Linked DNA regions of Homo sapiens: region 1 is linked to region 2. The links are chromatin loops, found by intact Hi-C in ENCODE. Cell type or tissue: endothelial cell of umbilical vein. All regions are shown on one strand. Each heading gives the region's core, and the rest is flanking DNA. Links, peaks and the distances in the headings are about the cores only. Region 1 has its middle 95 kb from the start of BMAL1. Region 2 overlaps BMAL1 (basic helix-loop-helix ARNT like 1).

Region 1 (4,400 bases), core at 183-4,182, 160 kb after region 2:
CCATACTGCTGCCTCCACCCCAGGCCAAGGGAGCTCCAGCAGTGGCTTGGAGCTGGAGAAGTCCTGCTGTCCCTGCCCAGCAGATGTGTGTGAGTGAAGGGGTTGGGGGGTGGAGGAGGAACCTATGACACAAAAGAATCTCCTGGTTTCACCACAAGAAGGACTATATGCTCCTAAGGTCTAGGTTGAAATCTGGAGTGGGATTTCCCCAGAAATGTTTTTACATTTACTTCCATCATCACAACACGATTGTTTAGATACATGAGTGAAGAATGGCATTCAATGATGAATGAATTTTATGGGTTGGCTGGACCTAACATTGTTTCTATGGTGAAATGTTTCAAATACATAGCAACCAAATCCCCAAGATGAGAAAATGTCTTCATTTACTAGGTGAAGAAAGACACATATAACCCACGCCCCTGCCATTTGAACTGACGCCACGTGGGAACCTCAGCATTCCTGAATCTTGTAGAAGCTGCCCTTGCCCTTCTTTCACGTCTTCCATTTTGAGGAGACTAAACCTGCTCTCCTTTGGCAGCCGAGGGTGTTTGGAAGTGACTCATGTAGGGAACCCACTGGTTACCCAGTAGCATGAGCACATCAGTCAAACGATTAGACCCCTGCCTCATATGTAGACCAATGACCCTGGAAATTGTTCTGTCAGACTCCTTCCAGTTCTCTGACAATCTGATAGGTGCTGGGAACACACTGCCTGGAGGTGAGTTGTTTACTTGGTTTAAGTGGTTCAGCTGAAGATTTCAACAGAGCTCTGCTGAGTTCGTACGGCAATACCAGTAGCCAGTGTTTAAACATTCATACCCCATGAAGCCAGACGATATCCAGAAATGGCACAGCTTGGAGATGCATCTTACCGAGATCACTGAGCTGCTGTGGCCTGAAAGCCCATTTAACTAGGAAGAATTATATGCAACAAAAAGCACGTTTACAAAGTCTGAAGGCTTCCTTGAGTTAGCATTTGAATGGTTGTCTTTTCTTTCATATGTGTTCTGACAAACTTTATGTTTGACTAGGTGTCTCTGTGGCTTTCTGAAATGATAATGAGTGTCAATAAATATATGGCTATATCTACATTTTAAAGTGTCAGAATAGAAGCAAATTGGAGCCAATGTGACATGGAATAAAGACTATATGAGCTTTATCACTGGACAGACCAGGTTACAATCCAGGAGCTTTGACTTATCAGCTGTGTGTCCTCGACATAGTTACTTAGCCTCCCTGAGCATGTGTCCTTAGATGTGAAATAGGAATAAGGGCACTTTATTGCCTTGTGGAGCTGTAGTAAGTGTCAACCTGGGATCAAACATTTATACATCTACTAGTTGCCTGGCATATTGAAGGTGCTCAGTAAATTGTAGATAAAAATATTTAGGATCTCATCTCATCTGAAACAGAATAAATCTGTGGATACTGGCTGCATTTACTATGAGGAATGATAGAGGGCAGACTTTACAAAGTTATGTATAAAATACATCGTCTTTCATTTTGACTTCCAAGAGGGTAGTGAGAATTCCATAAATGACTTTCTTAAATGTTTTGGCTGAAAGATGCCTCTGTCGCTACTTTTAATTTCTTTGCAGAAACTGGGGGTTTCCTGTTAGGCAAGAATTCCAGAGAAGGATATTGGGCAATGTTTAATTGACAACTTTCATCACCATGTACATGCCTGGTCCCCCAGATAATGGTGGAGCATTTTTGGCAGGTTTCTGACCACCTCTATACCTGTCATAGATTTGCTGATAAGTAGAGGAAATGAAAGATGCTGAATTTTCCTGACATCATTTCAAATTGCATCATTTGAAAACAGTATGAAGTGTATGACTAGAAGCATTACGGAATACAGAAAATCAACTTGCAGCTAACTGGCAATCAGGTTACCTCTAAATTAATGGTGGATTGGGCTGAGTGTGAATTCCATTCCACCACGAAAGAATGAATGGACATTCAATAAATATTTGTGGAACTCTGAAGACGTCCTGAAATGTAAACATTTGTTCTAGTTTACACTGCCACCTGCAGTCTTTGGGGGAACCAGCCTCACTGAATCTCCACAGCATTAAGTGTTATTTATCACTGCTTGACATTTTCAATAATTTAGAGATAAAAAACGGTATGTCTAAGTTGCTTTAGCTAGAATTTTTTGCTTACTGAAGATTTCCTACCTGTGGACTTCAACATTTTTATTTTTTAAATGAATTTATGATTATATCTTTGGCTCATTTTTCTATTTGAATCCTGACAATGTTTTTCTTAACTTCTATAATGGGCTTTTTGAAAATCATTGGTATCATCCTTTACAAAATGTAAGTGATACAGTTTTGTTAGTCTATGATTTCCTTGGCAGAGACCATAGAACATGGCAAACACTGAAAAATGTGTATTGAATTATGTTCTTTTAAGTAATCTTATATTTAAAAATACTTTTAAAAATATAAAAGAACTATGTACTTATTATTTTCAAAAAAATAAATATGTAGGCAGAGTAGAAGGATCCCCACTCAAAGGCAATCACTGTAGTTGTTACCAGGTACTTTTAATTTATTTTAATACCTGAATACTGTTCCTGCAAGTTATATTCTTATTTACCGATTTTCCAGTGCGTTCTCAGTTAGTTTTCAATTTTGCTCTATCATATACTGTTGTTACAAGAACAAAACACTAAATTATAAATATTTGTATTTACAATTGTATTGCAGTCTTCAAACCATGTGATCAACCACCTCCCTCCCACAACACACACACACGCACGCACGCGCACACACACACACACACACACACATATATATATAGTCTAAGAACAGCAAGTCCAGGGGAAGAGATTTTTGCTCTGCTGACTTGGGGGGAGTAGAAGACGTTATGAATGGCTGAAGGTAAAAGAATTGTTTACTAAGAAGGTAGTTGGGTTTGCCCAGAGGGAACACATATCAGAGGAATAGGTTATGGGATAGAGAAGATGAGAGAGTTGCACTTTTGGAAGAGAGAGAGAGATGATTAAAGAGGATTTTAACGAAGTTTTGATGTATAAGCCACTGCTACACATGTGGGATGATGAATTATTTATCTGTCTGTGATATGCTAAGTGAAAAAATTGTTGACCGGGCGCAGTGGCTTATGTCTGTAATCCCAGCATTTTGGGAGGCCAAGGCGATGGATCACAAGGTCAGGAATTTGAGACCAGTCTGGCTAATATGGCGAAACTCCATCTCACTAAAAATATAAAAAATTAGCCAGGCATGGTGGCATGTGCCTGTAGTCCCAGCTACTCAGGAGGCTGAGGCAGGAGAATCACTTGAACCCAGGAGGCAGAGGTTGCAGTGAGCCAGGATTGTGCCACTGCACTCCAGCCTGGGCGACACAGCGGGACTCCGTCTCAAAAAAAATTTGTCAGTCAGCATTTAGAAACTTTTATAGCTCTTTGGCATTGCTGCAAACCCAAGTGCATAATACACGTCCGTGGACTTGTACAACAGGGAATGTGAGAAATCACACAACTAGTGCAATAGGACCACATTAATAACATGATATTTTAAGGTCTAACAACTGTAATCCAAAAGTTTATAAAAACCTGAGAAAAATGTAAGATTGTAAAAATAGTTGTATGACTATTTTAATTTTTAATCAAGGCTGTTTTAAAACTTAAAATTTTACTTAAATTACGAAGTAAAAGTTGTTCTATTTATTGTTAACTTTAATTCACAGATGGCGAAACAAGCTCTACTGGACCATTTCATCATGAAATGATACAACTTTTCTGAATGTGGCAGTAATAAACCAAATGGTAATAATGAGAGTGATTCTGAAAAACTGAAGATCAAACACATTCAGACTACTTTTACTTGGAAATATGATACGTCATATGCTGAGTACAGGTTTGTAGCCTGAATTGATGAGGAAGTGCTTAAAAACGTGGTGTTTTCGTTTATAGAAATGTACCATGTAATGAAGCAATAAATCCACCAAAACTTAAGTGGGACTTACATATAAAATCAAAAAAGATTTATTTGAAAGAATATTGAAATTAAAATGTAATGATTAAAAAGCTAACAGAAGCAGATGTTCAATATTTCACATATAATCAATAGTACTTTGCAGGCATATTTTTTTCTTTTATTTATTTATTTTTTTTCTTTTTTTAAATATTTTTATTATATTTTAAGTTCTAGGGTACCTGTACACAACGTGCAGGTTTGTTACTTATGTATACATGTGCCATGTTGGTTTACTTCCCCCTTTAATTCGTCATTTATATTAGGCACTTCTCCTAATGCTATCCCTCCCGCATTCCCCCACCCCACGACAGGCCCCAGTGTGTGATGATCCCCGCCCTGTGTCCATGTGTTCTCATTGTTCAATACCCACCTATGAGTGAGAACATGTGT
Region 2 (4,400 bases), core at 175-4,174:
AAGGTGAGGGCATCAACCACTAGAAGGCGTCCAAAGGAGACACAGCTGCTCCTCTGAGCAGAGCAGGGTGAAGCTGAACCCTGCCCCTTAAGAAACCCATACCGACCATCTACAGGAAGATGATCACATCCAAGACCCCCAGTTCAGACCAAGTGACTCTCTCCTTTCCCTGGTCCCTGCTCCAGCACCCTAAAATGCAAAAGAAGAGAAAGGTGAGCCTGGCAGAGTGGATCAGTGTTCCAGGCTGAGCTGTCCCACCCAGTGGGAAGGTTCTGCACAGCCTGGTGGCAGGCCTGGCCATGTGACTGGCCCCAACCAGTGAATGAGGGCAGAAGTGACAGCCACAACTTTCTAAAGGACCTTTAACATGTGTTCCTCTGTCTGTGCCCATGACTGTCAATTTCCTGGGATAGAGGCTCCTCCTTTAGCCAAGGCCCTGGATGGACAGTAGCACAACGAAGAAATAAACCTTTGCTACAGTAAGCCACTGAGATGTTGAGGTTGTTTATTACCAGGGTGACCGACTCATCCATTTGCCTGGGACCTTCCCATTCAGCACTGAAAGTCCTGCATCCCAGGAAACCCCTCCGTCCCAGACAAACCGGGATGGTTGGTCCCCTAGTCACTACTATTGTACAACTCATCATATGCTGACAGACACAGGCAGGAAGAAGGAAATTAAGACTAGGATTCTACAGCCACAGATCAAGCCTGATCCAAGAGCAGGAACAGGAAACAATGCATTTACAATAAACAAGTTTAATTTTCACAATAACCTATCCATTCATTATGATCATTATCCCAATTTTCAAGGTGAGGAACCGAGAACTGAAGAGGCAACTTATCTTACTTAAAATGACACAGCTAGCAAGTGGGGATGAAACCCAGGTGTGTCCAGCTTTACTGCTGGTGCTTCTAACTACCATGGCTGCTGCCAATCCTGCCTCCAAAAACCACCCCCCAAAGTATAATACAGAGACAAAAGCAACATAAACAAACAAAACATAAAAAGCAAGCATTCCTGGAAAAGGAACAAGGAGAATTTATAAGAAAAAGAAGTCCTGGGTCAGGAAAGCTACAGGAACTGAGCAAACAAGTTATCTCTGAGCTTCCTGGCAGCCAGGGCAGAGAGGGAAATGCTCAGCTCTCACTCTTTTAAGACCTGGAAGAATATCAGGGAGTTCATCAGGACAGGCCTGAGCAAGGAGAGCTATCTGTTGGAAGGTTCTCTGTATGGGACCTAAGTAATACTATGCTGAATGGCTTGGGGTAAACAAGTGTTGTAAAAGAACAGAGGACTTCCCCCTTTTTAAAATGGGACCCCAGGGAAGGCCTGCCTCTCCTTCTGGCCCACTGTGTTACCCCTAGTGTGACAGCTGGGTGGAGCTCTGTTAAAACACTTGGTGAAGCCCAAGAATGTCACTTGGGTAGCAGCCTTCCATGATGTGGCGAGCTTAGGAAAATAGGGACAACAGTGAATCAACATCCTTGACAACCCTATCTGGTATCCATGTGCTTACTGATCTACTTCTCCACAAAACTCTGAATCCCCAGCAGGGGTGCTTGAGTTGCCACCTCTGCATTCCCACAACCTACCTACAGGGAGCTGGCCCTGAGCACAGCACATGCTCCAGAAGTACTGCTCTCCTTCCCCAGCCCAAACAGCCATGGCAGATGGCCCCTGGCCCCACTCTCCACTACATGGTGCCTGCCCTGATGTCTGTAGAGGGAATGAATGCTGAATTGCTCTGACCTGTTTATGCTCTGATCTGTTCAGAGGGTGGTGCCTCTGAGCAGAGGTGAGAGGCTGATGGGGCCCTGTCCCCACTGCAAGTCCTGTCCGACCTCCATGGTTACTCTGACAGCCTGTGGCGAGCCTTGCTTTGCAACAGACAGATTTAGAAGACCTTCACTGAATGACAGCAGATGCCCTGAACCTAAGGTAACAGGTGTTTGCACAAGGATCATTCAATAAGCATTTCTCTAGCCCCTAGCAGAAGCCACAATGGGGACGAAGACAGAAATCGGCAGTCCTTACGTTCAAGATGTCCTCAGTCCAGTTAGAAAGACGAGTGTTTTAATAAGTACATGACAGCATGACCAATTCAACAGGCAGGCCATGTTTACAGCTGTACAAGCAATGCACTGCCCTACTCCAGAGGTGCCTGGGGGTTTAGAAGTGGCAGATATTTGTTGAGCCATGATGACAACTCTCCAGCAGGTGGCAGTCAAGTGTCTTGAGGAAGGCGTGCTTTTTTTGTATTAGTGGAGCATAGGTAAGGTACAAGAGCAAAACAGATGAAAAAATGATTTGCTTGTGGGCTTGGGTGTGTGTGGAGGGGTGCTGAGGAGGTGTTAATAAAAGGAGATGAGACCAGCGAAGAGGTCTTATGAGGTGTTGCAGGGGTTTGCCGGGTGGCCTGGCTGGTAGGGAGAATGCCCTGAGCAGAGGACAGCACTATATGCAGTGGTACTTCAGTCTCAAAGGTGCTGGTTGTCAGGGGTCAGGGTGTGAGGGGGGCCCATTTGTGGCCCTTGGGTACCCAAATTCAACTGGTAGCTCTAGATGCTTGTGGATCCCCAAATTAAACATCAATCAAGGAGACGGCATTTGGAGCTATGGGGCTTGATCAGTTGAGAGGATCCTGCAAGGGGTAAGATTTGTAAATCTGAGGCACTTTGTCAATCAAAACCAGGCTGGTCTTTGTGGAAAAGACCCCCAATATCGTTGATAGAGGAGAGTCCACAGAATCCCAGTCTCCCAGACAGCTACTGAGGGTTGGTAGAGGGATTCAGAGGTCTAACTAAGTCACCAAACAGTGCTAGTTCCCCCAGGGCATGCATCTAGCTCAGTAAAGGCACTCAGTTTGCTGAATGATAAAAGGGATGTCTTCTTAACCCTTTGTCAAGTCCATCACTGAGGTGTAGAAAGAGAACAAGCTACCAACTCACTGGGCATCCTGGGGGGACTCTTGGTCCTGGAAGTGGAGGCACAGGCCACAGATGAGATGGCTGTGGAAAGTGGCCCGACTCCACCTGAACGCTGAGCAGCCACCCAAATTGAAGTGGCCCAGGATGAGGCAGCAGAGCAAACAAAATGGTCACAATGGGAGCATCTGAGTGGGCAAGCAGATCGAGGAGATTACTCTTTCAACAGGGCTGATTTTAATGACTGCAGAATGACTTGGAGTCCCAGGAACCATCAATCCCCCTAACATATCCACGAACCATCTGAAAAGGGAACTGATACCAATTAGTGCTTTTACTGCTCTAGACCCTTTAGAACATACTGATTCAGAGCATGTTCTCTGATGGGAGATGACGGTCAAGTTTCAAATCCTGACCCCATCATGTATGAGTGCCTAGGGTTCAAATCTTAGGTCCCACATTTACCAGCCGTGTGATGTTGGGCACAACATTTAGCCTGTATGTGTCATTGGTCTCCTGACCTGACCTGTAGGATAAGGATAACATTACCTGCCTCACAGTTGTGGTGAAAAGTAAGTGAGATATATAAAGTGCTCAGAATGGTGTCTGGAGCATAACAAGCCCTCTGTAAGTGTCATTATTATCTTCCCATTAACCATCACAACAGCCTCATAAGACAACTAGCTAATGTTTCATCCCCTGTCTTACAGATAAGGAAACTAAGTTTGAGAGAGTAAGTAACTTGATCAAGATCAGAGATTTTGTATAATGGGAAAGCAGATTTAAACACAGGCCAGTCCCATCTAAAGCCCATACTCCTTCCACTGTACAGCACAGCCTCCATGCAATCTAAGAAATGGGCACAGTCCAGAGGGTGCAGGGATTTACAAATTCTTCAAAAAACACTTCCCAAAGTTCTGCCATGGAACACTAATCCCATAGGATTGTAATGATGTTATTCGGGGGAAAAAATCAGGGGCCAAATACGTATAGGGAATGCTGGTTCAATAGTTAGGTTTTTCTTCTGCAGGGCTTCTTGGACCTTTAAACGCAGCCCTGTGGAGGGTGAAAGTCTAAGGGCAGCAGAGTCTGAGTCCCAAGTGTATGCATCCACACACCATTTATCACCTCACATCTAACAGCCAAGGGTTCCATGGGGCACACTAGGGGAACCATGCCCTGCAAGGCCATTCAGGATTAAAAGTCCCCTCCTGTATGACCCTCCCCTCCCCCTGCTGATTTCCTCACCAGAAGATGCTTATTTCCCAGGCTCTTGGCTCCTCTGAAAGCAGCCCAGGCTCTGAGGTTCATGTCCCACTTTTTCTTATGAGTGGTCTCTGGCCACTTCCTTTGCCCAGTGCGTGCTCACTGGCCTGGCACTGTCCTCTGCCCCTCACGCAGACCCCATGCATTCTGTCCCAGAACCAGGAATTTTTTGCAAGAGTTTTCCCCCAGCCTAGACCCCAGAGATG

Evidence for each region. Peaks named below come from ENCODE experiments on the same cell type or tissue, not always from the same donor. Only the 100,000 strongest peaks of a DNase experiment are listed, where the experiment ranks them.
Region 1: a loop joins it to region 2, with 9 times the contacts of the local background. A loop is called at or near these places in 22 of 110 quality-filtered maps.

Annotation. Positions count from the first base shown.
Region 1 is chr11:13,180,832-13,185,231 of GRCh38, reverse strand. No RefSeq gene overlaps it. Among named protein-coding and RNA genes, the nearest start is that of BMAL1, 95 kb to the left of the region's middle. In endothelial cell of umbilical vein, for the core only: CTCF peaks have their summits at 1,446 and 2,027 (motif pointing left); DNase peaks (open chromatin) are centred at 1,461 and 2,031; H3K27me3 peaks cover 144 bases.
Region 2 is chr11:13,342,143-13,346,542 of GRCh38, reverse strand. The region is part of intron 3 of BMAL1 (basic helix-loop-helix ARNT like 1); the gene reads right to left. Among named protein-coding and RNA genes, the nearest start is that of BMAL1, 67 kb to the right of the region's middle. RefSeq lists an enhancer at 3,030-3,079. In endothelial cell of umbilical vein, for the core only: a CTCF peak has its summit at 2,217 (motif pointing right); a DNase peak (open chromatin) is centred at 2,232.